Regions from separate parts of the Homo sapiens genome. Here region 1 is linked to region 2. The links are chromatin loops, found by intact Hi-C in ENCODE. Cell type or tissue: ascending aorta. All regions are shown on one strand. Each heading gives the region's core, and the rest is flanking DNA. Links, peaks and the distances in the headings are about the cores only. Region 1 overlaps GAP43 (growth associated protein 43). Region 2 overlaps GAP43 (growth associated protein 43).

What was found. Peaks named below come from ENCODE experiments on the same cell type or tissue, not always from the same donor. Only the 100,000 strongest peaks of a DNase experiment are listed, where the experiment ranks them.
Region 1: a loop joins it to region 2, with 2.4 times the contacts of the local background. A loop is called at or near these places in 8 of 110 quality-filtered maps.

What each region holds. Positions count from the first base shown.
Region 1 is chr3:115,700,688-115,717,542 of GRCh38, forward strand. All of the region lies in intron 2 of GAP43 (growth associated protein 43), which reads left to right. Among named protein-coding and RNA genes, the nearest start is that of GAP43, 86 kb to the left of the region's middle. RefSeq lists enhancers at 12,338-12,838, 12,839-13,339. In ascending aorta, for the core only: no CTCF peak of the experiment used is centred there; no DNase peak of the experiment used is centred there; H3K4me3 peaks cover 648 bases; H3K27ac peaks cover 1,406 bases.
Region 2 is chr3:115,651,656-115,668,510 of GRCh38, forward strand. All of the region lies in intron 1 of GAP43 (growth associated protein 43), which reads left to right. Among named protein-coding and RNA genes, the nearest start is that of GAP43, 37 kb to the left of the region's middle. RefSeq lists enhancers at 6,136-7,008, 7,009-7,880 and silencers at 6,802-7,031, 7,212-7,281. In ascending aorta, for the core only: no CTCF peak of the experiment used is centred there; DNase peaks (open chromatin) are centred at 6,866 and 7,306; H3K4me3 peaks cover 2,098 bases; H3K27ac peaks cover 4,038 bases.

The sequences.
Region 1 (16,855 bases), core at 3,322-11,321, 49 kb after region 2:
TTCTATGCCATCTTTACCCCAAATTTATTGCTACACTTTCCTGAATTCACTAATTCTCCCTCTGAAATCTCATAAAAACCTAATGTAGGAAACAAAATTAACTCTATTTTTTCTATCTGTAGTATTTTCACATTTTTGATCTCAGTAATTACACAGGATGCCTCAGGGCACAGATGAGTTTATAATTATCTTTACTACTCATTGAGAAATTTATTACCTGAATTAGCAGTGATGACAAGGACATGTAGATCAGACTGACAGCAGACATCAAACATGACCCAGTCAAATGACAGTAAGACTATGACAAAATGTTTAAATTTAGTACACTTTCCCTTAAATCCCAAGGAAAGCTATGTTCCCTGTTTCAGACTAAAGGGTGTCAGATAATTTGTTGGGGCAGCAACCATCTCCTCTCCCGTTCATATTATGATCTGTCAGCTTTAAGTGACTATTTTAGCTACCACTATCCACAACAGAGAAGAAGTTTGGAAGAGGTCTACCTTGGGAACAGAATGATATGTTAAGATATGACTCTATTCGTTCTGATATTAGTATCTTCTCTGCCACCCCCTGAAATGCCAGTTTGGTGTACTGTCATATATCCTCTGAGCCCCTCTGTGAGATCACTCACCACTCACCATCTCTCTTTCAGGTGAGTTCTGTACCTGGCTGTGGAATCAGTATCATTGTTATTCCGGGGGTAGGGTCATTTAAAGAGCCCTACACACAATTGGCTCACCACCAAGTCAAATGGTACCCACCAATAATTGGTTTCTTACTTGGGAACAGTTCCATTAACTAGACTTCTGCTTGGTTTACATTACCTACATTCCTATCTTATCTCTTTTAGATTCTGGTTTCTCCAAGACTAAGGCCTAGCCTTATTCTCATCTATTCTCTTGGAGATGGTAATCTTGTTCTTGGACCTATAATTAGGAGGCTGTATTGTTGGCTGACAGATTTCCCCAAATGTCCATGGTTGATTTACATTGGACTTTTTTAGTTGCTGTGTTCTACCAACCTCCAATGTTTGTTTACTACTTCTGCTGTTGACCTTCTATTTTACTGTTTCCCATAATCATAAGCCTCAGACATTCCACCCCGCCAACCTGTCCTTCCTCCCATTGGCTATTACTGGTTCCATGCCCAAATTGTAGTAGTATTGCTAGATTCAATTCTCTTTGAGTCTGATATATTTAACATCAATTGTATTAGTACAGTTCCTATTTTTAAATCTTTTCTTTCCATTTCTTGGCCTCAGTTAGAGAGATGTGCTTCTGAGAAAGAAGAATCAACAGATACAGGTGCATTTGGGAGAGAGGGTTTTAAATTTGAATCACTGAGAGAATGTTAAGGCCAATCTGGTTACACTTGTAGAGATAATGGTCAGGTGATGTCTCAGATAAAGACATAGGATTGGAGCCAGGAATGGAGTCAAGATTGTACTTACTTGGGAAGTAAGAATTTGGAATTTAAGAATTTAAGAAGTTGGAAGTAGAACTTGGAATTTGATGGATATGAACAAGGAGTTAAGATTTCATGATAAAGAAAGTAATATGCTTACAGTGATCTTTAAGGATTAATGATAAGACAGTGGTAATATAAATCAGGTGGTTACCTGGATAGAGGTCAGGATTGAAGTCATTAGAGGGAATGAGTTTTCTGATACAGAGTCTACAAGGATAATATTGACTTGAATCTTGGATTGAGGTCATGTTAGGGGACAGAAAGAAAAAAACTAGACCCAGAATGGCAAAAGAAAAGCTAGAAAACAGCAGAAATAAATCCAGAATATACTGCTCATTGAAGCTAAGAAAAAGGAATATTTTAAGAAGGTGTCAAAGCCAAAATGCACCAACAGTTAAGGAGATGATTTTACTTAATCTGTTGCAAGAGACTCCAGATCTCAAGATCATGTCTTGGCAGGGTGGTTTTCCATTAGACTTTTATAGGAAGGAGTAGACAAGTTATAGGTCAGGTAATTTTGTGTTGTTTTGCAATCAGGGGAAGTCCAGTCAACTAAACAGGATTTGTTTCTCTGTGTGTGTAGCTCCTTTCAAAGGAAAAAATTCTAATCTCAGCTAAACATCCATGAGACAAAGAATGGAAAGTTAAGAGTATCTGTATCTATTTTTGTCAGCAGTTTCAGGCAAAAGGGGAAAGGTCTATATTTGCCCTTGTTACAGGTAAAGAAGGGGATCATCTCTGAGTCTTACGGGAGTCCTGAGAAAGAGTTGACGCAAGTCATATGGAGAAGAGTGTTCTTCAAGGTTAGCCATTTCCTGGAGTACAAAAAGATGTGGGAGATTTAAGAAAGCAAAAGGCTAAGGAACTTTCCTAATTGTTGATGTTTTCTGGAGTACAGTGCTCAGGTAAAGGTCAACAGTCAAAATAAAGAGTACTTAAGGAAAGATAAAGAACAATGGTAAATGAGAAAAGGCCTTAGGATTGGGAATATGTATATTTATGAAATCAAGGAGAACACTGTTATTAAAAACAGTAAAGCTAAAATTCAGTTCACAGAGAAATAAGGAAGGTGAGGAAAAGATGGCACAATTCCAGTTTATTTTTTAGTGAAGTTTTATGATTGAAGAGGAAAATAAGATGTTTGTAACTTTATGAGGAAAGAGGCTATTTTTGCCTTTTTGAAGGGCTATCATGTGCCAGAGAATATATTTGAGATATATTTGTTCTGTGTTATTCCAGAAGACAGAACTCCATAGAAACTTAGAGGGAGTAGATTTCAGCTGAGTATCTGGAATAATTTACAGAAGAGCTGGAATGCCTGTTAAAGTAGAGGCTGTCCCTCTGCCTGGGGTATCATAGGGGATTCCTGCATTAGGTGGGGAAATGCTAGAGGATCTCCACAGCCTCTTTCTACTCTGAAGTTTCTGTATGTATTCTGATTGCTTTCAAATAAATAGGATTTTGAAATAAGGTAGATAATAAATAGGAGGCAGTTTTAGATGTAAAGTATGTCTTGGAAAATGGCTTTATTGGAGAGAAAAAAACATTGGGTTCAGAAAAGTGAGGCATGATTTTTCAAATGGCTGTATTATATGATAGGCAGAGCGTACATGACTCTATAGAGCTATCCTCTAAAAACACGGACTCTCCGTGACTCTTTGTTCTTTAACTGTTTATTGTTATAGTGTTCCCAAATAGTCAAATCTATAACATTCTTTGCCACTAAAAATAAGTAAACAGCTTGGAGATCTTTGACTGAAAAATAAAAAATCAGTACAAATACTAATATCACTTTTTCAATATAGTTCTGGTTGTGTTCCAGTGAGTGCTATTGATTCCTAAAGTGATTTTTTACTCAAAAGCAGCACCATAATTTGACAGGCCCCAGGAAGCCAAGGCACACAATGACTGCAAAATGAGTTGTCCCAGTAAGAGATGGAGATTGCATTTATTTACACACATGCAAGTATATAATGCAAGGCTTTTTTGTTATAACAATATTTTAAAAATTAACTCCCAAACTGAGTTAAATCTTCACAGTTGGCTTTTTAACATTCTGCTGGCACTGGAGGTGAAGGGGGTGATAGATGGGAGGAATTATCTACACTTTTATTTCCTCTTCCTCAGGATAGTGCAACGATCTCTTAAATTCTTAGATATGATAGCATTTGTAGTAATTTTAGCTATCTCTGGATTTTCATTCTCCAGTAACTCTTATGCCATTTTGCCTATGAAGCCTACCATAATCAAATGCTAACTATTCAACCTTAGTTACTAATTTTAGAGGTCTCCACTTATTTTCTTTCTGCATAAAATATCCACTTCACCTCCCGCAATTTGAACATAACATGTTAGAATTTGATAAAACAGTAATCCTCAGCCATGATTCTGCAAGCCTCCAGAGTATCTAAAATTACTTTTGGTAGGCCTTAAAGCAAAATTATATTGAATTACCTTGCATTTCTCAAACAAAAATAGCAATGGAGGGAAGGAAGAAAGAAGGGAGAGAGGATTAGAGTAATACAGTACATTTAGGACTCTGGGAAGAGATGCAAGTTAAAATCAAGCAGATTTTACTCATTCCCCAAGGCTATGAAAGGCAATATGATCTAATGGAGGATCGCTGAATTCTAATTAGCTGTGTGTCTTTGGACAAGTCACAAAAACTCTTCATCTTTAGCTTTTCTCATAGAGAATAAGGAACTGAAATCAGATCATCTCTAAGGTCTCCTTCAGCTTCTGTTACTTTGTAATTTCATGAACAACTACAAGCTGAGTCTGTGACGGTATATACAGATTTTGTATTTTTGTCCTGATTTATGTGGCTTAGCCATTTGCTTTGATAAAATTAACAAGACAACTGCCAAGTCTCTAGTTTACTTTGTGCTGTGTAGATACAGCCATAAGGGAAAATTAAACAACAAAGATAAATAATTGTCTGGCTAATCTCAAGTACTACCCAAACACATCATGCCGAACCACGGCAAGGCATGAGCTGAATGAATATGACTCATAAATGCAGTGCTTTTATTTAAAAATTTAAATGTTACCCAAGCAGTAGATATAAATAGGAAATATTTTTAGGCAGCTGTAGTCACTATTGGTGTCATTCTTACAGAGCTAAAATTATGTCTGGCTTTAGTTTCTGTATTTTAACCCTGGTGTCAGATAATTAAATCATTTAATCAAATATCAGATCATGGGATTTGGCAAACCTAGATCTGCTTTTGCTTTTAAAGGTAAATATTGGAAATACCAACTTTATAATAAGGAATATTAACTCATCATATATTAAAACATTTAAAATCATTTATTGAATTTTTAAATGGAAATCAGTATAACTGAAAGATAGTTGGTTAACTTTCTCAAAGTCTGGCAGGCAGGAATTACTACAGTAACACTTTTATGATTGATCTCATTAGATGAGATCTAGGGTGACATTGTTGAAAATAATGGGTATAATAGAAATACCAAAACATAAAAAACCCAAACTTTTGAAAAGGCCGGTACAATGCCTAAGCAATCATTCAATGAATATGAAAAACTGAGAAGGAAAAGCTAAGAAAGTAGATTCAATAAAAAATTACCAACAAACATGATTAGCCTGTTTAATTTTTCCTCACCTCTTAAGTATGGACCTAAATAATTAACATCAAATACACGAGGTATAATTTTTTGAAAATTATTAACTTCCTCCAAAATGCAGCAGGAGGAATTGTAGAAAATCCTTCGTGGAGGGTGGAGGTCGGTGCTAACTTCAATCATGTTTGAACAAGATTCCAAAAGAAGTATGACGTCTCTTTGCCTAGAAAACTTTCAAGAGAACAGCCACTTCCTACCCCATTCTGATTCCTTATTCTTCAAAGTCTGCTGGGATTCCCTATTTGAGAACGCCCAGAAACGAGAGTGTTTTGCATAAGTAGAAAGAAGAACCCCATCAGCGCAGTCTTCTCAAAGGATTTTTCCTTCATCATATGCCTGTCCCCAAATAACTTCAGTACTTCCTGGAAATGAGAACTTTCTCACAAAAAAAGCTGAAAAATCTCATTGCATCTTACCGTTTTCCTGAAACTTAAGGAATCAATTATTAAAAAGAAGTCTTAGGGTCCTTTTCAAGTATAGGATTCCAGCATTATGATTAAACAAGGGAATTTTTCTTGAAGTTGGATGGAGTGTCTTAAGCCTGGAGAATTGCCATCCTCTCTGTAACTTGCCTATTGGATGCAAGATTTACTACCCAGCTGGGGGGTAGGCTGTGACTTGGCCTTTTACTCATTCAGTATGGTAAACATAGTTTTTCTACAAATGAAGCTAGCTCAAAGATAAGGTTTTTGTTTGTTTAATCAACTGGCTGCTATTCTTTAGATGTGAAATAGAGAAGGCTGTTCTGCTTTGAAATACCATCGATATCAGAAAGGTCTTTGCCCTTGAAGGCATTACTGCTTAGTAGCCTTGATTCTTGTATTACTGAATCATGACTTCTCTTCTTTGCTGCCCTTCAAGTTTGGCCGATGGTCACCTTTGCCTTTGTGATCATTTTTGGACTTTGGTCTCTGACTTCAAAGCCGTTTTCAAAAAACTATTCTTTTTTTCACTCCACAAGCAGAAACTTTACAAGTCAGAGACTCTTCTCTTTCTTTGTCAGGATATTTGAAGACAGTTTCTCTTTGGCTGTGAGTTATGATTGGATAAGCATAAGTTAGAAGAGAAAAGGTTGAAGATAACTCATTTATTAGGCATTCATGTGAGCAAAGAAGTGGCATTTTAAAATGTTTATTGTCATTTAATGTTCATCACAAATTTATGAGGTAGATATTATTATTCCTATTTTACTTATGAAGAAATGGAAAAGCAGCAAAGATACATTTTGATTACCTATATGTGAAACCTCTTGGCACAATGCTTGGCACATAGTAAACATTAATCAATGTTAGGTCCCTTCTAGTCATATTATAATGGCCAACACTTATAAGCGCTTACTTAAATATGTCATTTATTGATATGGACTTTAAATGAACACATTTAATTGTCATAACAACCCCATGAGGTGGGTACCAATATTATGAAAAATTAGGCAGTGAGAGGTTAAGTAATTTACTCAAGGTCATAGTGTCAGAAGTAGAATTTATTTATTTGTTTGTTTGTTATTTATTTGTTTCTATTTGAGGCAGGCTCTTGCTCTGTCACCAAGGCTGGAGTGCAGTGGCTCACTGCAGCCTTGACCTCCCAGGCTCAAGTGATCCTCTCACCTCAGCCTCCCAAGTAGCTGGGATGACAGGTACATGCCACCATGCCCAGCTAATTTTTTTAATTATTTGTAGAGGCTGAGTCTCCCTATGTTGCCTAGGTTGGTCTTGAACTCCTGGGCTCAAGTGATCCTCCTACCTCAGCCTCCCAAAGTGCTGAGATTACAGGCATCAGCCACTGCACTCAGCCTGAGAGACAGAATTTAAATGTAAACACTCTGGCTCTAGAATCAACTCTCTTAACTACTACTTTGCGCATCTAAAAATAGTTATGCTTATAGTAGATATCTATTTCTTACTTTTTCTTTATATATGAAGACTTGGTTATAAAATTAGAAGATAGGTATAAAATTAAAGTTAGCAAAAAAATGGAGAATGATGGGATAATGATTTTCATGGCTATGAAACAGAATAGCATTGGGGTTCCTTTTTATAATCCAATATTTTTAAATTTACAAACTTTTGCTATTTCCTTTGATCATGGTAACATTATAGGACCACAGGTTTTCTTCCCGAGGTAATTGAGGTGACTTTAATTACTTTGGTGACATCTACATGTCACAAAGCATTCAAGATATATATATCGGGATACACACACACACACACACACACACATATATATATACACACACACACATATATACCAAGTATCTAGAAACATACTTTCCAGGCATGTTTCTAGGTACTTGGTATTCACTGGTGAACAAAATAAAAGAAATCTCTGCTTTTGTGGAGTTAAAACACCAACAAATGTATACTTTTCTTTTGAGAAGTTAGTCCACAGTCAACTGAAGAAGACTAAAAAGATACCACAAACTATGATATAATGCAAGGCATATAACTTCCATATGAGAATGAAGTGATGAATTCTGTTTAGTGTAAGTTTGGAGGTTGAAAATGTAGTTGAGCTGGGTCATAGGAATTATAAGCAGTAAATCCAAATGAGTCAAACTTGAAGATTTACTACATCCTTCACTGATATCATTGGCTGGTCTGCCTCCCAACTCCAGTTTTTAATTTTTGGTTAAAGAGCTATCTTTGGTCCAGATCTCCATAATCAAAGTCCAAGAAGGGAATTCTTGTGCATATAATTTATTGGTGCAAACTTATAAGAGAGTGAGAGAAAAGAGGATAGAGCAGAGGAAGATACCAGGCAAAGACGAGAGTTCAGGGGAAATGTCTCAGCCTGATCCAACAGAGAGCTCTGAAGCACAAACTGCACCATAGAGGTTGTTTTGTCCAAAAGCAAGGGTACTGGAGTGGAGTCATGGTAGGCAGAGGGGCATGACCCCTCAGGAACCAGGTTGAGGTGGCTCCTATTTTCTATACCTTACCCAAGTGGCAGGTGGGGCTGTTAGCAGCCAACACCTCTGGCAGCTGGGGGATGGGAGCATGGACCTGGTAAAGAAGATCTGAGAGGGGCACCAACAGCATCTACTACAAGGAATGTAGGACATCTGAAAGGCACGTGGAGAGATGTAGAGTTGTAGAATATTTGAGTGGCAAGTGAGGGAACAGATGATATTGACAACTGGCTGGGTTTTTTTTTTTTTTTTTTTTTTTTGCTATCTCTTTTTGCTTTGGTGGGACATTTATAAAATCTGAAATAGGTATTATTTATTTTTACTTCACTGAAAAATCTTAAATGCTAGTAGTTTAAATTTAGTAAAATAGAAAAAGCAGCACTGTCATTCAGAACCCCAGATTTAAAGTTAGTTCTTGTAGGCAAGTATGAGACTGCCTTTTATTTTGATTAGTTTTGATTAATGGGAACCTCTTTCATTTTAAGTCAGAGTCCACAAATTTACATGTCTTACTCCAGACGCCCTGCCTCCTCTTGCTTTTGCAGCGAGAGTTCTTTAGCATTTTTTAATGCCTTTAGGCAAAACCTGCACTCTCCAGTTCCCCACAGACCCCACTGCCAATTTTACCCTTGGCCAGATTTTCACATTAATGTTGTTTGCCTGGCCTCTTAGGCAATTGAGTTTGCAAAGGCTGGAGGCTGAAATCCCAGCTCAGATTTTCACCTAGCTGGGATTCTTCTCAACTGGGATCCTGTGGAGTGAAACGGGGAGATGTAGAATTGAAATTACTGATGTGTTTCTTGTAAACTTCTTTTCAGAGTGTTAAACACATACAATTAACATTGACTTCCTAGAATTAAAGGTTAGTAAATTGATCGTGTTCTAAAACAATAACATAAATTTGCTTATTTCACTCTAAGGCCTATGTCAAAGAATATATGCTAATGAACCAAATCATAAAGCACTTTTTCATTTTCAAGGTGATGTACAAACATTGACTAAGTAGCTTTTTAAAATGCTAATATGAAAAAAGGTTATTACTGGATAATCAGTCATATTGTAACTGTCCTTTATAGCACTTTAAAGTCTCAAATGGCATTCTTAATTTTTACTGCATTTTGCAAGTATACATGAACATACATATATATATATATATATATACACACACATGAGCAATTGATTTTAATGTTAATTTTAAACATATGTTTTCAAGCTTTTCCAGTTTATGGCTCGATAACTTTTTCACGGCACCCCTAAACCTCTGCTTATTAGACAGTTAGGTTCAAGGAGCTTAATAATAGTATATTGCACAGTATCCAACAGATAGTTTCTCTCAAATTTCAAAATATATATTGGCACTCCTGTGAGTTCACTGTAGCACCCACGGATTCATGTGTATGGTTTGAGAACTACAATTTAAAGTGCTGATTCACTATAATGTGCCAAGCAGTGTAGATAACTTATGGTTACCATAGAAATTGAAAGTTTCCCAAAAGTTTGCTTTCTGGGAAATCACATTCTAAGTCAACCTAGAAAAATTATTCACCTACTCTTTTTTTTTTTGTCTGTAGATATCATAGGCTATACCTTGACCTAGTTTTTACTGTGAAAATTGAGAAGTTTGAACTGAGTGAAATAAGTGTTAAAATCAAATTTTGTTTGGAGATAATTTAGATATTTTAACTCAAATATTTAAAACACGTTTATTTTAAACCTGATTAAAACTGATTTATGGAGTTTTTAAAGAGGGAGAATAACAAAATCTTTTTCTGATTCATTGATCAGTATAAAAAAGCACTGCTATAGTTGAATATCAGTGACATGGTTCTGCTTATTCCAGTTTTTGTTTTATAATTTGGTTTAGTTCAAATCTCTGAGAAATCCACTAAAAATTGTTTTGAACCAAATTTTCAGGATGTATAAATTGTTTTTATTGAGACCAATTAGCTCTTCAATCTCTTGCTTGTGTCCATGGTTAGAGTTCATAGCAAAAAAATTTCATTATTTAATGTCCCTTCACAGTGAAAACTGGGTAAAAAAAATAGTTAATAATAAAATTCTGTTAAAAATGAAGCCTCCCAAAGTGAAACTTAGGTTTTATGATTTTTGTCCACTCAAATTATTTAAGAACATAGCCTATTTTTTTTCCTTCTTTTCCGTTTTTATGTTTGGTAAGATAATGAAACCAAACTATCAGCTTCAATGTCTCAGTGAATCCAGCCTGCCAAGGCATAAAGATAAAGCATGTTTTTGGGTTTTGAATGTCATCTGCCCCAGTCTCCTAGAAAAATATCATACCATAAAGGAAAGATTACTGGGCTGTGAGTCAGGAGTCCTGGATTTCAGTGCTGCCTTTTTCAATTTTATGACCATAGTAGAGAAATTACCTAATTTCTTACAGCTTCAATTTTCTTATCAAAAAATTGGGTGTTAAAGTATCTCTTACGTTCCTCCAAGCTTTAGATTTCTGTGGTTATACCATATATCAAAGTTCTTAAATAAAGCTATAAATTCTTCACGGTCATATGTGTGTGTGTGTGCACGTGCACGCATGTATTTGGAATTCCCCTGGGAGAATAAAATAGTCCTTATTTCAAAAAGAATTCAGGAAATTATTTGACGGCAAAGTGCTATGAGCCAACACTGCAACTGTGATAATGACCACTTGCAATCAATTTATGGCAAGCTCACAAGAATTTGAAAATGCTGAGAGAAAAGAGCTCCTGAAACTCAGGTCTTTAGAAGTCCATGATAAAGTTTGGGCACACGTGGGATTTTTAAGTTCTAAATACACACACACACACACACCCCCCTACAGAAAGGAGGAAAACAAAAATTCCTAGGTTGAAATGTCTCTAATCATCACTATTAGTTAACAACACTCACTATCGCATTATTTTTCTATTCTTGTCATGGCATTTCTCATAATTTCTCAGTGCCATTGGAACCATCAGTGTTTATCTTTAGGCTGACTCTGCATTCTACCTCTTCCCTCCAACCCCCAAACAAACTGAAGCAATGCCTCAATAGACCCACAGATTCCACTGCCAGCTCAGCATGTAATTTAGCTGGGAGCAGGGATGAGGGAGTGATTTTATTTGACTGTTTGTTATACTAAAGTGAGAATACCCTTAATTTCTTGTTTTAATTTTTAACCTTTAGAAGTTGACTTATTCATTGTAATAATGGTAAGAAATAAAGTTAACATCATTTAACTTAATATATTTACTTCATCTTATTCCAAAAATTATTGAGGGCAAGTAGGCAAGCCATGTAAATTATAATTATTGATGTTTCTGCATATTTCTAGTTGGGGAAGAAGAGAGAACACTAATTTTTGATGATTTGATAGACATTTTTTATAAATAATGTTTTAAGAAGTTTTCAAGGCTAGTCAACTTGTACCTTCTTTGGCTTTAGTTTTAATTTTTTAAAAAAATATCTCTGGGTTTTTTCTCCATTCAGAAAAAAACACTGTCTTTTGTTCTATAGACTAGAAATATTATATTCTGTCCTAGTTTTATAAGAGTAGCTGTCTTTAATTAATAGTCACTCATATCTTTATTTTCTGAGTAGTGCTCTCTAATTAATTAGTCATTCATATCTTTGTTTCCTCATCAGAGTCAGACTTTACAGAAACATTCTAGGGGAGAAGGTCTCTTAATCATCTGTCTGGGAAAGAAGTTTTTTGGTGGGTAGTGGAAGAATTGCTTTTTTTCCTCTTGAGACTATTAAAACTTGGCAGCTAGAATTAGGTTGAGTGAATTTCTCAAATCCTTCATTTCCTGAAGGTTGGATTAAAATTCAGCAAATCTCAAACCCCATAAATTGGATTAAAATCTCGACAAACTACATTCTGCACTTTAGATTTTATAAAGCACTTTCAAATACCTCCCTTCAAACTCCAAACAACCCACGATAAGGTAGGGCACGCATTATTATTCATATTATGTGTATATTAGGAAACTGAGACAAAGAAAGGAAAAGCATCTTCTCTGAAGTCGTATGATTAGTTAGTGGCAAAGTCTAGGCTAGAATAGGAATCAGCCTGGTCTTAGGCCTAAACTTGAGGGAAAAAGTAGACATGTAGATGGCATATTGCAGATATCACTGAGACCCCATCATGCTGCCTCTGATTTTTCTTCTTGGTTACTCTTTGAAATCCTTTAGTGTATAGTGTTATTAGCAAAAAGGTTATTCTCTCTTTTAAGTGCTTGGAAAGTAAGGAAGAAATGGGGGCAGAGATGTTACTTGCATAATTCTCCTCACATCAAAATGAAATATACTGGCTCAGTGTTTTGAAAGGAACTTAAAATGTGAAACATGGTAATGAAACGAGCAAAATGTGGATCACAGTGACCACTGAAAGCCATGATCCAGGCTCCAGATGGACATCTGGTATATAGCTAAAGAAAAAGACTGTGTGAGCAACAAAAGGGCCATATGTGAGTTAGCTGCCAAAGATTTTTATTATTATTATTATTACTTTCCTTTGAGCTTTTGAGGTGATGATGCTTAATATTCAAGAAAGATGAAAATAAAAAGAGAGGAAGCAAACACCCAGCTCATTGGTGATTGGTAGAGTAATTGTGGGCATGGCCCCAGGATGATAGCAGCTTCTATTTAATCAATGTTGACAAGGCTGGGGAGAGCTGGGCAGGTCCCAAGAGGTAATGTTTTACTCGGAAATCCACTCAACCTAATTTCAGTAATGTAGGGCTGTGGAAGGGCCTGGACTGGAGCCAGAAAACAGGGCCATTAGAGCTCAGTGTAGGCAATGGCAGCTGGGAACATCGCCATCCCTCCAGCAGCATTGCAACCAGGCTGCCTGGCTGAGCGCACAAGCAGCCGCTGCTGCATATGCTCCTGGTATTTGCTCACCAACAGAATGCATCGACATGCTATTCTCATCCTTTCAAGGAAATGAATGGAATGCATAAAGGCAAGAACTGCTTCCAAACTCTATTTTAGCAAGAATCAGAGAGCAAGTTTGGCATACATCTTTCAAGGACCACTGTGAAATTGTCCACTTAATCCCCTGAATCCTTTAAGGCTACCATTACATTGTTGTAAATACATGCAGAGATAACTTAGATCTTTATTGCTGTCTTAGTGTGGTTTTGATCTTTCTTAGGAATTGTGGTTGTGGATCAAGAATATGGAAACTACTATGGTTTTTCCTTTTTCAAAACTTCTGAGATTCATTCAAATTAGTCAGCTTTGCAAATCCAAGAGAAGTGACCCAGGACGAATTACGCTCCTTAGGGCTGAGTGCTTCTTATCTAGCTGTTCTTTCCTTTACCATTCTTTCTCCAATAAACAACACATTATTACAGTAATTTGCTAGCATATAAATTCCAATAACTTAGAGGTTTTTGCTTTGTGTTTTCATGGCTGTGTCACCACTGCTATACTTGCAGTTCGTGGAACAGTGTATGGACATAGTAAGACATAATTTCTTTCACTGGATGAATAAATGAATGAATGAAAACATTTTCTTTCTTCCCTTTTGAAGGATCCTTGAGCTATCATGCATCAAGAATATATGAATTTACTTTCTATGATGTTAACTTTCTCTTTTTAAGTTAACACAGAAATGACAAAATTCATGGAGGCTGCCAGTGAACGTGGTGGTAATCTCTAAGCTGTCTTTGGGCTTGGAAGAGCAATGTTTTTGTCAAGGCTAAAATGCCATGGCATGGGCAGGTTACAGCTTTCTATCAGATTCTAACATTATCTGTCCAAATGACTGAATATAATTTTTGAGACTAAATCGTGGCACAGCAAGAGTATTTAATCAACTTCATTAAATAATTTAATCAAGTTTTTGAGCCTCTAGCTTAAGCCTCTCATATAAATAAGGTTATTTACTCCTGAAAATATGACTATGTTCCATTTGAAAAATTTGTGTCTTGAAAAAACTTTTTTCCCCTAAAAGGAAAAAAAGCCTAAACTACTAAAACTAAATTTAAAACTAAAACACATCATCGATTTTTGTTTATTGTTTTTTTTTTTTAGACACATTCGGTTTTATAATAGAACTGGATTTGGGGGATTGATTTTGCCCTGGTAAAGATGGATTTGGGGAGAAGCCATCACTAGGTAGATAATAGTAATAGTCTTAGGAAATTCATTCAATGGTCACTACATAGATACACGTGTGCGCGTGCACACACACACACACACACACACATACAGCCCGAGTGTCTTTGGCTGCTATAATAAAATACCATAAACTAGGTGGCTTATAAACAACAGACAAATCCTGGTAAGGGCCAGCTTTCTCTGTACCTTGCTGTGTCCTCACATGGTAGAAGAGACTAGCTAGTTCTCTGTTGTGTCTTTCATAAAGACACTAATCCCAGTCATGAGTCCGCTACCCTCATGATTTAACCACCTCCCAAAGATTCCTACTCCTAATGCCGTCACCTTAGGGGGTTAGAATTTCAACATATGAATTTTGAAGGAACACAGACATTTAATGCATAATACTGTGACTCATTTTTGTTTTTCCTGTAATGTCTTAAACAAAATAACAGTACTAATATTAAGTTTTAATGTTTAATACAAGTAAAAGTACTATTCAGAGGCAAACTGAAAAAGAACAAGCATATTCTACGCTTCGCCTTGCTGGATTTCAGCCGTCACACTAGCACTTCCAGGCTTTCCTCATTTGCCAGCTCCAGGTCATTGCTTCTACTCACTTGTTCTATGTCACCTGGTGTTGAAAATCACACTTCAATCTTCTAGACTCTATAGCCCCTTCCTAAGTAATAACTGTCTCAGAGGGAGGTTGATCCGCTAGATGAGGAATGTGACTATTTACTCTAAATGGAACATGGTAATTGGAGTGACCAGCTGGCCCCAGCCATTCATTTGTCTTTGACACTCACCATGATGATCAAAGATTTTGCACAAAATACTAAAGATTACATATTAACTCATCTCTAGCATTTACAAATCACATAATTAGTGCTGGAAAGTGCCAAGACCAGATTTTATACTACAGAAGACTTATCAGGATTCTTCCCTTCATTTTTAGCTGCTTTTAATGGTACAATTTTTAAACGTTGTAATCTTCAGACCTACATAGCTGTGGACCGGACTCCCTGCTTTAGTTATCACTCTGAACTTACCCATTCTTTTTGGGCAAAGGTAAAACCAGGGAAAGCAACTAAAGTAAAATCTGCTGAGATAACTCTGTCCTACGTTGGAATTTACAGTGTGGCCTTACGTAAACCATTCAGTCTCCCTGTGTTTCAGTTTCCCCAGCTGTGAAATGGGGTGATTAAGGTAGATGTGAGAATTAAATGCAATGATACAGGTACACTTCGCACTGTTCTGAGCACATAGTAAGAGCTCGAAAATGTTAACTATAGCTAAATACTTTATACAAAGGACCAGGGAAGTCACAATCCATAATTCTTTCCAGGCAGTTGTTTTAAGCTGCTGAATAGAACAGGTAAGAAAATGTAGATATAAACTAAACAGTCGACATTATTTATCACTGCAATGATTTATCTAGGGTTGACATCAGTGGGAGAATAAGCTAGCAATATCAAAATGTTCCCTCTGATATTCAGGCTTAAATGGAACTATTTATACAAAACTTGGATTCTGTTTATAATAAGTTCTGCTTTGTCAGAGGTTAAAACCTTTCCCAAACTCACATGCAGTCTCCTACCAAAAGTAGGGCTAGCTAGAGCAGGTGTATTGTCCACATCTGGCTATTGTTCCCTTATTTGGATGTAGAATTTTTAAAAAATGTTATCATGAGTTCTTAGTTTATCTCACTTTGGAAGCTGTAATAGATTGTTTCTTTACATTGTTTCCTCCATCCATATTTTATTTTCCTCTCCATAATTTCTTGGTGGCCTATAAAACTTTCACTGCATCCATTGACTTGACCCACTTTTTTTTCTGCCAACTAGTCATCCCTTCGCTTAAAACAAAGCAAATATTTTGCTTAATATTCAATAATATCAAGTAAAAAATTACTTTAATCTCAGACAAATATATATATATATATATATATATATATATATATATATATATATATATATACAGAGAGAGAGAGAGAGAGAGAGTTTTATATGTTCCAGCTAACTGACTAACATTTCCTTTTGTAGCCATCTAATCGAGTTTCATCAATTTTAATTTTACGGGTTTTATTTTATAATTTGGAGCCAACAATTTTTTAATCTCCAAAGTTGTATGGGTCACTAAAACCCTATGGACTCTAGCTACTTAGTTTCAGTGCCGAATTGCTAAAATGAGTTTGGCCACCTGATATAATCGGAAAAACTGAACAAATAGACCTGAGTTTTAGCTCTGGCTTGGTCATAAGCAAGTCATATGATTTAGGGAAAGTTCCTTTATGCACCTAGACTTCAGTGTCATCACCTGTAAAATGAGGCTGTCCAGTCATTCCTTCACTCAAGAAATATTTACTGAGGTTCTTTCCTGAATGAGGTTATGTGCTGGACATGGGATTCAAGGTTGAGCTGAAGTAGGTACTGCTGTTACCCTTGAAGAGTTTATGGTTTAGTGACTGGATGATCTTAAAGGGTCCACTCATTTCTAACATTCTATATTTATAAATTTTATTGTCTTTTTTTTTTTTTGACAGAGTTTCACTTTTGTCCCCCAGGCCGGAGTGCAATGGCAGGATCTCTGCTCACTGTAACCTCCGCCTCCCAGGTTCAAGTGATTTTCCTGCTTCAGCCTCCCTAGTAGCTGGGATTATAGGCACATGCCACTATGCCCAGCTACTTTTATATTTTTAGTAGCGACGGGGTTTCACCATTTTGGCCAAGCTGGTCCCGAACTCCTGACCTC
Region 2 (16,855 bases), core at 3,269-11,268:
AGCATATAGTAATTTCCTCCATTTTTATCTGGCCCGTGCTTTTCTTAAACACATGTAATCTGTTCTTCCCTCCCTCCCCCACTGTTCTAAAATTGCTTTCCCTGAGGTCCTTGGTGGCCTTGTAATTTATATTTGCAAAGACCTTTCTCAGCCTTCACTTAACATTTTCGCATTGACTGTGCTGAACACTTCTTAGGATCCTCTCTATTCTTGGCCCCTGTTCTGGCCCTCTTCAATTGTTACTCTCCTCCTCTAAGCTGGTTTTACTTTCTCCTCTGTCTTCTAGATAGAGGTGATACAAAAACATGATCTTAGTTTTTCTGATCTTTTATTTTTAATTCTCTTAATTAGAATTTTCTTCCACCTTCATAGCTTCAACTATCACCTTCTCATAAAAGACACTCAAGTGTATATTTCCTGTACTAAGATGCTTCTAGTTGCTTACTGGGTGTCTAGTTCCTTCCAAACATTTACCATTGAAACTGAGTCCATCACCTTTCCCCAAAATCCATCTTTCCCTTTGAATTCTCCACAAATAAACTGTACCGCTCATTTAATTCTGAAGATATTATCTTTTGTATTATTTATTTAATTCTTTCATTTGTTGTTACCATATTTAAACAGTAATTATTTTGAGGGAAAGAATCGTATTTTCTACATCTCTATATTCCTGTATTCCTGATGATTCTTATCCAGCATTCTTTTTTTTTTTTTTTTTTTTTTTTTTTTTGTGATAGAGTCTTGCTCTGTTGAGTCTTGCTCTGTTGTCCAGGCTTAAGTGCAGTGGTGGCACCATCATAACTCACCACACCCTCAACTTCTGGGATCAAGCAATTCTCCCACTTCAGCTTCCCGAGTGACTGAGACTACAGGCATGTGCCACCATGCCCAGCTAATTTTTAAAAACTTTTTTGTAGAGACAGGTTCTTGCTCTTGCCCAGGCTGGTCTCAAACTCCTAAGTTCAAGTGATCCTCCCACCCCAGCCTCACAAAGCACTGGGACTACAGGCATGAGCCTCTGCACCCAGCCGCCTATGCAGTGTTCAATAAATGATTTTTATTAAGACGTTTCACCTAAGTTCCTAATATTTTGCATATACTTCTCACTGTGGTAATTTTTGAAAGGGTTGACAGATTTTGATGAAAATGAATAGATATGAAGTGTAATTTTGGTTCAGACCACCGTCTTGAGACAAAATAGTAGCTACTAAATGTACTGACAGGAGAATTTCTGTAACTTATTAACAGTGGATTCCGTACAATTTTATATACCTCTGCAACTGAATGTGTTCTGCTATTCAGAACTTCTGAAAGAGGAAGTTACCAGCCAAAGAAATTATGAGGCAAGTTGAAGGATCTAGTTAGGTTAGACTAAGCAGACACTCAAATGAGAGGGAAGGCAGAGCTAAAACTTCAAGACTGGGTTTCTCTACCTCATCTGGGAGAATACTGACAACAGGGCATATAAATTTTTGTCTTTTTGCCCAAAATATGAGGTACTGGGCTAGGTGCGGTGGCTCATACCTGTAATCCCAGCACTTTGGGAGGCTGAGGGGGGCAGATAACTTGAAGTCAGGAGTTCAAGACCAGCTTTGCCAACATGGTGAAACCCTGTCTCTACTAAAATTACAAAAAAATTAGCTGGGTGTGGTGGCGCATGCCTGTAATCCCACCTACTTGGGAGGCTGAAGCACAAGAATCACTTGAACCTAGGAGGCGGAGGGTGCAGTGAGTTGAGATCTTGCCACTGCACTCCAGCCTGGGCGACAGAGTGAGACTCTGTCTTAAAAACAAAATAAAATAAATAAAAAGGTAATTTTTCCAATGTCAAAGGAGACTAGAAAAAGTTTTTGAAGAATGGTGTCTGCCCCTACTTTGTGTGGCGGGGTGAAATACCACTATTTCACCAAGGGTAACCTGCGCCTCCTAAAACTTTTATTTCTCCCAAGACTAAGTTTACAGATTCTTAGAATTAATGAGTTGAAAAAGACTTGACCATCTAGTTCAAATCCCTCGTTCAGAGACATGCCACATGCTTCTTAATCCTGGTTGTATGTTAGGTTTTCTAATCTTGCCTCTGGGCCTTATCTCTGAAGTCCTCACTCTGCACTGGCCCTAGAGTTTGAGTAATGCCATCCAAATGTAGGTATTGCTATTATATTAAAAATAACACTTTGCCTTGTTCATATTTAATGAATTTTCCTATGAAAGATAGATTCATGTATCACTTTTCAGATATTTAACATCTGAAATTAAAAAAAAAATTAGCCCTAATGAACATTTTCTACAATACATGGATCAAGAGTAGAGAGGAAATATTGGTCTCCACATCTCCCCTTTCCACTCCCCCAACACCAAATCCACTGTCTATAGGCATTTACACATTCCTTCTGTGATTGGATGATTCTGCCTTTTTCAAGGCTGAAAAATTCAAGTCAATTGACTCTCACAGATTTGAAGTTTTCTGCTGTGGTGTAAAAAATACATCCATATTTCAATTGTTTTCACTTTAATTTATCAGTTGGCCACAATATATATAAAACAGAATTGCCTGGTGCTCAGAATGAAGTACCAAGTGATTCAAATATTGACTATTCTACTCAATTTCAATATAAACTTAAGCAAGTCACACACTTGTCCACTTATCCAGTAGATGAAACCGCAAAGGAGGAGAGTTTATCTGAAAAGTTCTTCTCTGGAGAAAGATACTTAGAAAATACAAATGGTCCTTACTAAAGACCCCAGCTCATCCCAGGAAGATCTGAGGAAAAGATGAGCAGACCCAATGCTACTTCAGCTCACCTTTCTTAGCAGTCTTTTTTTTAAAAGCTCTGTTTTAATTGAACACTATGTTCCTGAGTCAGAAGAGTGCTTCAGTAAATCTGCCTTCCTGGGGCACAACGAATCACACACAGTCACACTTTCAGAAAGGCGAATCCTGCCAAACGTTGGCTGGACAAAAGATGGCTTTTTTTCTCCTCCAGCAAAAATTACTCAAATTGCTTGAGAAAGAAACACAGTATGTTTATCCCTGTTTACAGATATTTAGCTAGTGCCCCTTCAGAGGGTCATGTTCCTATAAACAGCATCATGATAATTATATCCACTGCTGCAAAGAACAGATGTGTAAATTGGTGGTTTCTTGGGGGAAAATAATACCAAGTCCATTTTCCAGAAATGTACACAGTACAGTGCAGCTGTAACATTCTGTGCAGAGGTCTCATTACTGTCTATTACTGAGTGAGGTGATTTTTAAAGAATATGGAAATTCACGGGGGGCATCTAGCAGGGAAGTCCAGAGACACCTAGGAAATGATTCAGATGGTTTGGTATATTTAAAAATTTCTAGTGATACTGGGCAAATCTCCACATCTAAAGAAAGTAGTAATAAATCTTTGATTATAAAGTTTTCCAGGCAAGAAATATGTATGAGTAGAGGGTAGGATTAGGAAACTTCTCATGCCCCACACACCTCTGAGATCTGTGTAACTTAGGTATAGACTAAACTTTAGTGAGGCCAGGTTGCATCAAGGTGGTCAAATTTTCGATCTGTGAACACCAGAATATTTCTAAACTCATTGCTGAAGGGTCTGGCAGGGATCAGGGTTCCTGAAACTAGAGTCAATGGTTCCTTATTTAAAAAGCCAATGTTACCTTGGACACAAGAATTAGATGAAATCCTTTCTGCTAATGAATTTATTTTGTTGTAGATACTTGCTTTTCCCCAGGGTATATATTTATGTGACTATATGGTAATCAGTATTATCCCTAAAAATTAAAACACAACACTAAGGTCAGCTTATTGTATTAGAATAGCTATTGAACAGGTCTGTTATTACAAATATGCATATCACTATAAGCTTCACTATCTTCTCTCTGCAAAATTCTCTTAAATCATGTCAAATAGTATGTACAGAATATTATATACAGGGATCTAGTGTCTGCCTGAAGGATGGGATTTCTCCTGAACTGGGGCTATCAGTACCTTCACATGTACCAAAACTTTGCATAAGACCAATATATATTTCATAACTTAGTAAATGTGATAAAACACTGAAAGTTAATTTGCATTTTCATTGAATACTATAATATTCAATGACATTATGCAAAACTGGGGCATTTTGCTTCTGGGACAGAAAAGTATAAACTATTTCTTTTAAGCTATGCTTCTATAATTCCACACGAACTACCCAGGAGGATCAAAGCATGTTAGAATGACTGAAATACAACAGGAACAGTCTAGTCTGTTAATCTGGATTTTTCAGGCCTGGGATGGAAGGATAATAAATTGAGGCCTGCCACATGCCTTAGGCCAAAGCATGCCTTTGACACTAATGATCTAATTCAGTTATCTACTTTGTCCAAAATTCAGCCTTCTCATACTCTGTGCCCTGGGGACATAAACAAAAACACAGGGGGTGATGAGGTAGCCCCAGCTCTATCTGGGGCTCTACTGACTCACTCTCTTGGTCTCAGTTTCAAGGGCTATGAAATGTCATGGTGTGATGGTCTCTTCTAGGCCTTGTGTCTTATGTTCAGTGGGTCTATGCATGCTGGAATTTAGAATAGTGATTCTTGGTCATTTGTGTGGGATAGCGGCTGCTGGGTATCCACTTGACTTGAAAGTAAAGAGGTAATGGGGTAGAAATAGAAAATTCTGAATTGTTTAATATAAAATCAAGGAAGCTGTTTCCAATCAGGACTGTGGTTCAGGTCTAAGGACCATAGATGCAGCCCACTAGCACATTTACTAACATGCAGTTTGGGCTCTTTATACTAGGCTCCCTCGACCAGCATCTCTGAAAGTTGAACCTATGAATTGGATTTAAACAAGCCTCTTTGGTGTAAATATGTATACTGAGGGTGGGGAATCCCTGATCTAGGTAAAAGAGGACTTTTTCTGCTAATCTGAAATTTGGTTGGGAGAAAATGATGTAATCTACCTAAACTTCGATTTTGTAATAATAGAAATGTTATCTTTCCATCGTTCTCAGAAAGTAAAAGTGTATCAGTGAAACAGCCCCTTAGAGAAGTTTCTTAGAAAAGCAAGCAATTTCCTAGTAAAAAATGGATTGTATTTCAAAAAGAAATTGTTAAACTTGAAACATAAAAGGCTTTCCCCACAGAAATAACCTAAAATTTCCAGACCTGTCTGTAAAACTCAGATTGATCCAAAATGTAACTGAAATTCTATATGTTTGCAATGGAAACATAGAAGAAAATAATGTTACTGGGCTTCGGAGTGTAATAGAACCATTTCCTCATATATAATTTCATTAAAAATGCAAAAATATAAAAAACTATATACACACGTACTTGCGTATAATTTCCCTTTTCTAGTCTACAAGTATTATGGTAGCCCACCCTCAACAGTACTGAGAATGAAAATTATAGCAAAACTCTTTTGTATTAGTTACTTCTGTGTCATAATGAGAGTCTCAAGATAAATGAAAGGAGGGATGGATAAAATGATTTCTTATGATGGGCAAAGGTTGGAAGAAACATCATGTGGGGAGAGGGCAAAGAGAAAACAGATAAAAAGAGAATAAAAGAGGAAATGAGTGGCTTATGTGAGCAAGCGATGAGCTAAAGTGGAAGTGTAGGAGAGGTGAGTTGCTTAGGTCTAAGGAGAAAGACTGCTTAGGTGTGTGTTCACCCCCAGGACGAAGAAAGGAACACTGGGTGAGATTTTGTTCAACTACCCATAGTTACCACCAGATGGTGAAACTGATCCCGGGCCTCTTGGGTATTGATCAGTTTATGGGGAGATGGGGAGAAGACTATCTTTCACTTGTTAATTCATTAATTTCTTTCGCAAATATTTTTTCAGTACCTGCTAAGTCCCACGGACTATGCTAGGAGCTGCTGTTAAAATGACAAACCAGATAAGGTCACTGCCCTTAATCAACTTACAGTTGGGTGAGAAGCTATCAGGTACAAGTATGGCCCTAGAACAAATTAGTCTTTTCTAGTTAATAATCTTATGTGATGAGATTTGGCCTTGCTCCTTTGGTGACTTGCCTCAAGGAGCCCCAGGCAAAACCAATGTAACATATATTAATAATATATGAAATAATATATTTTGTAGACACAATTGCCTTATGTTGTCCAGGCTAGCCTCGAACTCCTGAGCTCAAGCAATCCTCCCCACCTCTGCCTCCCAAAGTTCTGGGATTACAGACGTGAGCCGCCGTACCCAGCCAAAAATGTTTATTTTGATTAGATGACTGGTATTAATCTGATTAACCAAAGAGACAAGGTATTACTAAATTCCTCATCCCTGGTAACATTTCCATGTTAGCTGTTTTCTATTTGTTTTTTCTTTTCCACAATGGTGCGGCCTAGAAACAGTTAACCTTCTTCGGGGTATTACATACCTTAGACATATAAAAAAGCTATGAGCATTCAACACTGAAATAATCATATAAACCAAACATACTGCACACTACTTCAGGGATACTCTGAAGCCCATCCTTAGACCCCAGACTCAAACAAAACAAAATACGATGTAAAGAACTGACACAAATCATCAGAGTTTAGAGAACAACGTGACGGGCAGCAGAGGAGAGGAGAGGGTTGAAGCAAACTTTTTTGGTTTTTTTTTCCTAAGTAGGGCTGGTTCTGGCTTGTCTTCCTTCTCCCCACTTTGCTTCTTACTCTTGGGCTTACAAACTGCCTGGTTTCCCTTCTCCAAGTCAGGGCTTCGTTTCTCTGCCTTGGCCTTCCTACCCCACCTTCTGCGTTCTGACTCCATGAGGCCCTTTTCGCGTCTCATTTTCTGCCTTCTTTAGGCGTTCCCTCGGCGGCTCTGCAGTGTGATCTCATCTCTTTGTTTCTCCCCGGCTGCCGTCAGTCACCGGCTCTCTGCGCCCCCACCCGCGCGGGCTCGCGGCCGTGCTGCGGGCGTGGCCTCAGCCGCTGAGACCCTGGGGACCGCAGGGCGTGGCGCGGCCTCCGCCCGCTGCACGGAGAGCCCCCCAGAGGCAGCGACACGGCGCTTGGGGTCCGCGGGGCTCCTCCTCCAACTCCGCAGACCTCCGGGGAGGCCTCTTGCTCCCCGAACACCCGGGAGTTCGCTTTCATTTTTAACGAATCTCCACAATCTCTTGTTTGGGAGATAATTGCTTCTTTCAGGGGCTTGGAGAACAAAAGCGTCAGCCCAGGGCCCCAGGTCTCTCCGCGGGAGGAGGGCACCCAGGGGCGATGCGCCGGGCTCTCTCCTTCGCCCTTCTTGGCCCGCTCGCCTTCAGCTCCCACCCGCAGCAGCAACCGCAGCCTGCTTCCGGGGACTGAGCAGCCCTGGGTCAGCCAAGGTTAAGCAGCGGGTGGGGAAGAGGAGAGAAAGCTGGGTCAATTGGAAGTAACCTTCTTGTACCGCCCACTTTTTCCTTGCTTGGAGGCGGCAAAAAGCACTTTAGCATTCTTCGGGCTGTTTGCGCCTCTTTCTCTAACAGGGCCAGGGGAGTGGAAGAGCGGCCGGCAGGAAGGTTTCTTTGTCAGCAAAAGCGGACCTTTGGAAACTAAACAGCAATGCTCTGTCTTTAGAAGACAGCACAGGAAGGAACAAACAGCTGAGGAGTGAAGGCCAGAGACCCCATTTGGAAAACAATGGCCTTTCATGATTATTACTATTTTTAAAAAGTTTTCTAGGCTTTTTCATTTGAACTTTCCATTTCTCACTATGAAATGCAGGTTCTATAGACAATTGCACACAAGTTTCTTTTTCGGGGGGGAGGGTAAACGAAGCAGGTGGAAAGAAGTGAGATGATTGTAGACGTGGCCAAATTTAGACTTGGTGTGAGATTTCCTCTTCGCTTGGAAACACATGGCACCAGCATGCATTTGTTCATTCATTCAATAATGTGAATGAACATTAAACACTACGATGTGATGGGCTTTGTCACAGGCTGTAAGTGGCTTCAGGTCCACATGAAAGGAGAGCGAAAAATTAAAATAAAATATTAGAGAGAGAGAAAAGGGAAGAGGGGCAAGGTGTCAGGCAGCAAGCTTCTTAGGGTCAGAATGGGTCCCCATCCCTAAAAGCTGATGACTGAAGAGACCCACGAGGGTAGACGAGCTGTAGAGAGACAATACTGCATCTGCCAGTGATGAGTGTAGGAAGCTCATGAGGGTTAGAACCTTCCCTCTCTGTTTTCTGACCTCTTTTTCTTTTTAAATAGGTTGAAGCCAACTGTGGTAGAGGATAACAGTGATTCGCGTATCTTATTTATTTATTTTTAGCAGCCCCCTCCCCCGCAACTAGGACAGTGAGTTCCATTCAGATTTTCAACACAGCTAAAAACTTGGCTTTAAAACTTGTGAAGGGAGACATTTCTTTAGAATCTTTCACTTTTTTCATCGCAGAGGCTTTGGGGGAATGTTTAGCTTTTTGCTGAATCATGAAGGGTTTGTTACTGCATTCTGAGAGGGTAGGAATTAGATGCCTAAAGGATGGTGTCTGCTTTCCTGTTGAGGTGGTTTATTTAACAGTTCATAGAGGCATGCAGGTCAAGTCATCCTTAACTGTACAGAGTCAAGGGTATTGCCACATGGGAGGCTGGCCAGCGGAGAAGTTTGGTGCTCTCTCAGTTTGGAGATCCTCATGTTGTATACATATTCCAAAATTCCCAGTAATTATGTACCTATAATTATATACCTATAAATACCATTCCAGATACTAGAATAAGATCACAGATAACTTCTTAGATGTTTCTTTTCTAGAGAAATAGGGAAACAGAACATATATACATTTGCACACAATTCAAACTTACACTTTGAATGTTTGTCTTAAATCTCCTAGTCAACTCCCTTAATGTACAGACAAAGAAACAGATCCAGAGAAGTGAAGAGACTTTCATAAAGTTGGAGTCAGGTTGGGATATGTCAGGCCTGGCCTTCTTGCTGCTGATTATTTCTCTGAATTTTATAATAGAGGCACCTCTGAAACTGTCTGAAACTTTTCATTTAAAGAGATATTCAAAAAGAACTGTAGATTTCTCAGAACGGGTGTGTTTAGTCTGAGTGTTGTGGGCCAGTATATTTCATCATTGAATGTGCAAAAGATTTGTTAAAATGGAGATATTGGTTCAGTGGGCCTGGGCGGGGTGACAGTCTGCATTGCCAGCCCAAACTGCCCTTAGTGGTGCAGATGTTGCTGGTCCACATGTGGAACGGCTAGGCTGTAGACAGCATCTGTCCTCCTTGCCTTTCCTTCTTGCTGAGGGAACAGCCCTGGGGATTTAAGAAGCCCTTTTTGTTTCTGTTGCCAGGTCACTGTGCTCCCTTAGCTAATCTCGATAGCTTTCACTGCCTTGTCTTCATCCAGATCTAAGATTGTTAGAAATAGTCCCTAGAGACAGGTGTCTTGAGCTGGAGGGTGTGATCCTTTGTATAGTGACTTAGCACCATTTAACTTGGTTCCACAAAATGTTTCTTTCACACATAAGCAATTTACTCAACTCAGATTGTTAAAAAAAAAACTGTTTTTCCTTCCACAAGTGTCCTCCCAGCTGCAGCTCATTGCACTCCCTTGCAGCTGGGAGTGCAGCTGGCATGCTGCTAGCTCACTGGTCTGGCCCTTCCACTGGAACCCAGCAAGTTTTCTGTGCTTTTTTTCACCACTCTCTTCTATCCTGCACTTCTGCATGTGACGCCTAGATTTAGCTGTAAGTGCCTTTGTGCAGCATCTGAGTTGAGCAAGCTGCTAAGATATAACTGGGCAGAGGTTCTTCTAAGGCAGGCAAACTTCAGTGTCACCCAAAGGGTGGTTTGACTTGGCTTTGCTTTGTCAAGCCCACCGGGCTTTGATATGACTTTGTTTTTGTTTGTTTGTTTGTTTGTTTTTGTTTTTTTGAGAGGAATCTCGCTCTGTCGCCCAGGCTGGAGTGCAGTGGCGTGATCTCTGTTCACTGCAAGCTCTGCCTCCCGGGTTCACGCCGTTCTCCTGTCTCAGCCTCCCGAGTAGCCGGGACTACAGGCACCCGCCACCAAGCCTGGCTAATTTTTCGTATTTTTAGTAGAGATGGGGTTTCACTGTGTTAGCCAGGATGGTCTCGATCTCCTGACCTCGTGATCCACCCGCCTCGGCCTCCCAAAGTGCTGGGATTACAGGTGTGAGCCACCGCACCCAGCAATATGACTTTGAATCGCAAGTTTGGCTTGGGGAGAAACTAGGGCTTTTTTTTTTTTTTACCTGGGAGCTGTCAAATTGCAAACCACAGGGCATGCTCACAAGAGAAGTGGGAAGATAGGGACCATTTCATGAATTTCTCAAATGCCAAAGCAATGCATATTTTCTTAGCTTGATAAGCAATGGGAATGTCTAAAGTTTGTTTTTGGTGGGGGTCGGGGGGAAGGGGAAGGGCATATTGTAATGAAACCACAATTCGATTTTAGCTTACTGTGATAAAATATGTTGCACAGAGTGGAAGACAGACTAAGGAAGAGAGCTTCTTAGATTGAATGTTATAGTGTTAGCTTTTATTGTCAGTTTTAAACCTTAAAATATGAGAATAGTACTTCTAGGTAGAGTTTCTGACATTTGGTAAAAGGAGAATCTTCGTCTAGGTCCTCCCTGCATACCCACTGCACTATCGCCACCAGCTACTTCTGTTATTGCCTTGATTCTCTGCAGTGATTTAAACCTTCTGTTGTATGTTTCTTGGGTGCTTCCATATCTTCCATATCATGGCATAGTCACTCAGATGCATACTCATTTACCAGAGGCTGCAGAGGTATCAGGCAACTTTGGTTTGTTCAGCTTACCGGGTTTTGATATGACTTTGAATTGCAAATTTGGCTTGGGGAGAAATTAGGGAATTTTCTATGTAGTAACTGTCAAATTGCAAACCACAGAGAGAGTTGGCTACTGGATTTTTCTGGGAATCATTTATTCCTAGTCTTGGGTATAATTCTGAGCTGATACAGTAATATGGGAAATTCTTGGTTTCTGAGAAGTAAATCAGAATCCTGGTAAGAGTGGTGACATCACCTCTTGAACTCAGGAGAGTCTCCAGGACTTTTTATGCAGCAACACATCTGTAAAGCTCCCCATTGTTGGAGTTTCACTAATTTGGTGCTCTGTACATCCCTTTGGGCCATGTGACATCACTTATGAGAGGGTTGTGGCATGTCTCATAGTGTTGTATATGTCAAGTAGAAAGTTATTTTCATTGACCTCAAGACTGCAGAATTAGACAATATCTCCCTATTTTTACCCAATTTAGCCAAATTCTTTCATTCAAAGATTAGATTATTATTAATCCCTGAACGCAGGTTCATAGGAATTAATTCAAGAGTCGTAAAATTTGCTTGCCTGGTTTCCAAACTAAATAAAAGGGAATTTTCTTTCTTTGATGGCTCCAAAGGGTTCGGTGTTTCTCCCTGCAGAACCACAAAGTGGGAGGTGTGCTGCTGCTTTGTACCATGAACTACACAGTCATCAAACATATACATTTTCTCCACAACCTATGCTGCATAAATAATATGATACTTTCTGAGTATCATTCGATTCAGAGCAATTTGTACGGCATGCGTGAAACAGTTCTAGATGGGGTTTCCTTATATACCTCACTACAATTGTGAAAAAAAGGAACACGAATAGTTGGTTCAAGTAAAAAGCAATGTTTAATTCAGGAACTCAGGCTGAATTTAAATCCTCACACTCAGGAATAAATCGCAGAACCTTCTCTTTACCACCTGCTCAATCCCTTCCTTCTGATAAGAATGCATAAGGTTGACTCTAGTCCATTCATCTGCTTTTCTCATTTATTAAATAGCCATAGTTCCTGACCTGATGCCCTCTCCCTCCCTCTTCTCCCAGTATTGCTTTCCCTGCTCTCTGATATTTTTCTCTTTTGCTTTCAGAATTAAAAGGGAACCTGGTCTCTGGGTTGTTTTCAACATCTCAAGTGTGAATTTTCCCTGTCAAAATCTTCACAAGGAAAATGAGTCACAGCATCACCTGGGTGACGAGGTCATAACACCTCAGCCCTTGCTTAAAAAATTTTATTTCTACTTTTCTATTGTAAAGAGATCTCAAAACAGGAAGATAAAATTGGACTGACAGCTCTACAGCCTAGTCTTTTAGACAGTGAACTAGGCCAGCATTGGCAGACACTGGCGATGACAAAGTCCTGCTCTGAATTATGCCACCCCGCACTCCACTTTTTACCTTGCCTGGGAGGCTTGAGGAAAAATCTTCAGAGAGCAGTTCGACCTAGTCCTTATTCACTTGGCTTCTTGACTTTCTGGATTTCAAGGGTAATTTTACCTCACATGTAACCTATACAAGTATTTTAGGTTAAAACCCTGACTCTGCCACTTACTAGCTGTATGACTTTGAGCAAATTACTTAATTACTTAACTAATGTCCTTCTACTTAGTCTTTTCATCTGTAAGATAATAGTACCCATTGCATAGTTTTGTTCTTAGAATTGAATTAGTTAATATACAAACTATATGCAATAAATATGTTTGGGGTGTGTATATATCATATAAAAGTGCTTAGAAGAGTGCTTGACATATAGTTTTAGAATTTGCTATTATTATGTTCTCCAAGCATATGAGGGTATTTTATGTCATTACTTTTAAAGGTCGCTTTTTTATATGTGTTAGTGGGAGGCATTTATTATTTTTTTAAGTGTGCATATCCCTGAAACATCCCTCTGTGGAGCTATAAAAGAAAACTATAAAATATTTACCATATAATTCACTCAATCCCCAGTCTCCAGAAAGTAACAATTTGTACTTCATTTGTATTGTCTTCTTCCAGGCATTTTACAAATACTATTTTCTTTCATCCTCAAAAAAATTCTGCACAATAGGTAATAGGATTCTAATATGGGTGATAAGAAAACTGAAATTTAGAGAAATTAAGTAATTTATCCCAGGTCATACATTTAAGCAGTGAATGAGCCAGGATTCAAACTCAGATCTTTTGACCCCAAAACCATGCCAGGTAGCAAGTAATCAATGAATGTCAATGACAGATCATCGAGAGAGAATCCAGTGCCAAAAATGAAGAGGGTGTCAACAAAATAAGAACAAGGACAATGGCAGCATGAGCAACAAGAACAAACTTAGATCCAAAATTAACAGTTAAAGATTTTTCTAGAGTCCTGCATATTTTTCCTTAAACTGTCCAGCAGCTTGGGGACAGAAATCTAATTAAAATGGAAGTCTATGCATGCTCAAACCACATGCCTTGTACCTGATGCAATCCGCTTCCACCCCAGTCCTGAAAAAAGGCATTCAGTTATTTTTTTCTACATGTGGAAGAATACAACAACATACCTTCTAGAATCAGGGAGAAATGTACTTGCTCTTTTTATTTTTTTTTAATTTCTCAAATACTGTTCTATAAGGATAATCACTCACCTGGTGATTAATGTAGAATGTTAAGGTGTGTACAAATTACTGCTGATAGGTAACACTGTCCTTGCAAAATCATCCCATGTGCCCCCCTCAAATAAATAAGTATACTTCAAAAAGCAGTGTGCTTGCTATACAAGTGCAGTTTTAAGAAAAATCACTCAGCTCTCTCTTGCAAACATGTTCTTTCCCCTAATGCCTCCTACACAGAGATTCTGGAGCCACCCCCTTCAGAATATCTGAAATATAGACCAATTTTGCTCGTTAAAACTACTTCAAGTAGTCCTAGAGCTGATATTAGGATTGCTACTTATTCAGTCATACTTTTCGAGTGTTCATTGTTGAATTCTTAGATTGAATTTTCTATTAGTTTCCTTAAAATATAAGAGGTTGGAGGGCTAAGTTTAAGACCCATTCTACTAATTGTGAGGCTTTCCACAATCTGTGTTTCCTTATTTTTTTAAAGGGGATGGCACACTTGCTTAGCCTTCTTCATTATCATTCTCAGAGGAATCATTTTAAGTTGAAAGTACTTCATAACCTATAATGCATAAATTTAAACCACTGTCATTTCCCCCCACCACAGCCCTTGGCAAATGGGGTCTTAAATTCCTTCTCCCACCAACTAGACTTTTAGCATGCATTCTGACACGTATTGTGTATCCTTACTAGATATGAGGTATATAATATTTGGGCTTTACTAACTATCCAGTGGGGGTGCATTGGATATACTTGGCTTGGCAATTTCAAATTATAATGATCTTCAGTACCAGATGCTCTTAAGCTAGTCCCCTACAAATGTCTGGCAGCTTCATTTGTAACTTTTATCAGGCTTGAGTATTACCACACACAAGCACATAGAGTAGCTCTCAGAACCTGCAGAGGCAATTGTTTTACTAGATGTGTGAGGGATATAGTTGGATCAATGGGATAGATACTGTATATGAAATAGTGGCTAAATGAGTGTGTGTGTGTGTGTGTGTGTGTGTGTGTGTGTGTGTGTGTGGTTGGGGGATGTCAGGTGAAGGTCACATATTTTGGGAATGAATAGATTTCTAGTTTCAGTGAATTTCTATCACTAAGCTCCTACACTAGGTGAAGTTTTGGGGGGTGGGTAAGTTAGAGAAGACTGAGAAGGAATCAGTTGGTGTGTGTCAGGTGATAGTAGAGTGGGACTGTGGTTTAACTTTGACAATGTAAACAGATCTTCCCCCTTCCCAAGATAAGAAAGAACAGAGTTGAGTACTATGGCACATTTTACATGGTTTCCTGCTTATCTCTTTCTTTGAGAATAGATATAGCTCAGTAGTACTGTCGAGTTAAGAAATAGCTTTTCCACCCTCTGAGTGATGATACCTACAATCATCAGGATGAATACAGTCTCATGACCAAATCTCCTCTGGTATTTGTCTTATCAACATGCCTTAACTTAATGTCACGATGCTCTAGAAATTACTCTGAGAGAATAATGGTGATGGCAATAATTATGATGAGAATAATGGTAGCAGCCACCCCTTTCTGAGTATGTACAAAGTGTCAGGGACTGTGCTGGGTGCTTTATGTGCATTAACTCATTTGATTCTCATATCAGCCCAATGGGATAGTTTTTTTATTCCCTCATCCTGCAGATGAGGAGCCTAAAGCTGACTTGCCCAAGGTCAGGATCTACCAAGTAACTGGCAGAGCTGGAATTCAAACTTACACATGTCTAACTCCGCAGCCCATGCTCTTAAGCACCAGGGAATATTGACTTTTACAGGAGGAGGACTAAGCAAGGGCTTTGTCATTCAGAAGCTGGATGACGCTGGACTCCTTCCTGGTTCCTCATCTGTGTTGATTATAAAACAGGCACAGTGATGTGTTCCTCACATGATCATGATGAGGATTGAATTGAAATACTAAATATATATACTGTGCACTTATAAATGTAAGAAGAGAGAGGAAAATGACTGCTGGAGAGTGGCGTGATGAAGGCTCCAGCATTAGTGACCTGGAGCGAGAACACCCAGCCAGTGAGCTGAGTGTTCACACACAGAGAGTTTACACACTCTCTGAGCACCAACACAGTATGGCATGTGGTCATGCAACAACTAAAAATAACATTTTTTTTTAGTATCAACTATGTGCCAGCACTATTTTAGCCACTGAAGCTTAGAAGATTGTAAAAAAACAGATAAAGTTCTGTTCTCAGATTGTTTATAGCCCAAGCGAAGTTCAGTTAGTAATAAAATAAAAACATACAGCAGATGATCATAAGAACTAAGAGGGGAAAGACAGAGAAGTGGACCAAGAGTGACAACATTTGAAGAAGGGTGTGTGGTAGAGTGGGTGAGAAAAGTCTCTGACTCATTTATTCATTGAACAAAATGTCTCAAGTACCTGCTGACTCAGACTGTAACTTATGAAGGGGGTTTAATTAAGAAAAAATAGATGAACAATCATTATTTGTTATAGTAGGAAGACTGTAGTAATTTAAGAAAATACTTATCTTATTGCATCTCACATTTTTGAGTATCCAACAAAAGACACTTCGCAGTGTCTTACCTGGAAGGAAGATTGTTTTATGCTAAGTTCCCTGGGCTCTGGGGCCCTCTTCCTGCTGGTGAGCTCTGACCATCTTCAGGAGCTTGGCATGTGCTTTGCTCTTGGGGCCTCTCAGCTGGGAAAGATTTGCCTCTGGTGGTAGTACAGGGGTTTGTCTGCTGGTAAACTGCTTTTCTGTCTTTTTCTTGATGCATTGGCTTCCTGCAGCTCTTCTTCTGTCTTCAGTTGCTAGCAGAAGAGGCCTCACAGTCCCTCTCATGGACTGGTCTGTGATAGCCTTTTTAGCTGAGTGATGGGGAGTTCCACCCTTTTGTTCCTAGCTCACAGTGGCTGCTAAAGGCATAGCAACCTCTCTGAGAGCAGAGTCTAGTGTCCCCCTCACTTTGCCAGCCCTTCTGTCCTTTGAGCATGTCATTTCTTGAGGGAATCAACATGTGCTTCTGTAATGGGCAGTGTTCATCAGAGGGTTTGCTCCCATTGCTCAAGAGTAGAGATGCTTCCTCCCAGGGCTGACTTCCCATAGGTATTTTCCTGAGTCTCAGTGATTTTGACCCTTGATTCAGTTAGGTAACTTATACCTATGTCTGCTATATCCAAAAGTTTTCTAGAGGAGTTTAGTCAAGTGATTCTGTCTGGCTTGTGCCTTGGTACATGACCAGCATGATTAACGTGCCTCATCGCAACACTGGGCTCTTCCAACCCCTGTTTAGGGAAGGAGACTTCCTTCCTTGAATAACTAAGGGACTAGTTATTCCCAGCCTACTCCCCTTAAGCTTTGGAGAGCAATACACAGATTAAATATAAATAGTAGGGAGCAGAGATTCTCCAGCAATCTCCCATGAATATTTTCACCACTTTTATTTATTTATTTGAGACGGAGTTTCGCTCTTGTTGCCCAGGCTGGAGTGCAATGGTGTGATCTCAGCTCATCGCAACCTCC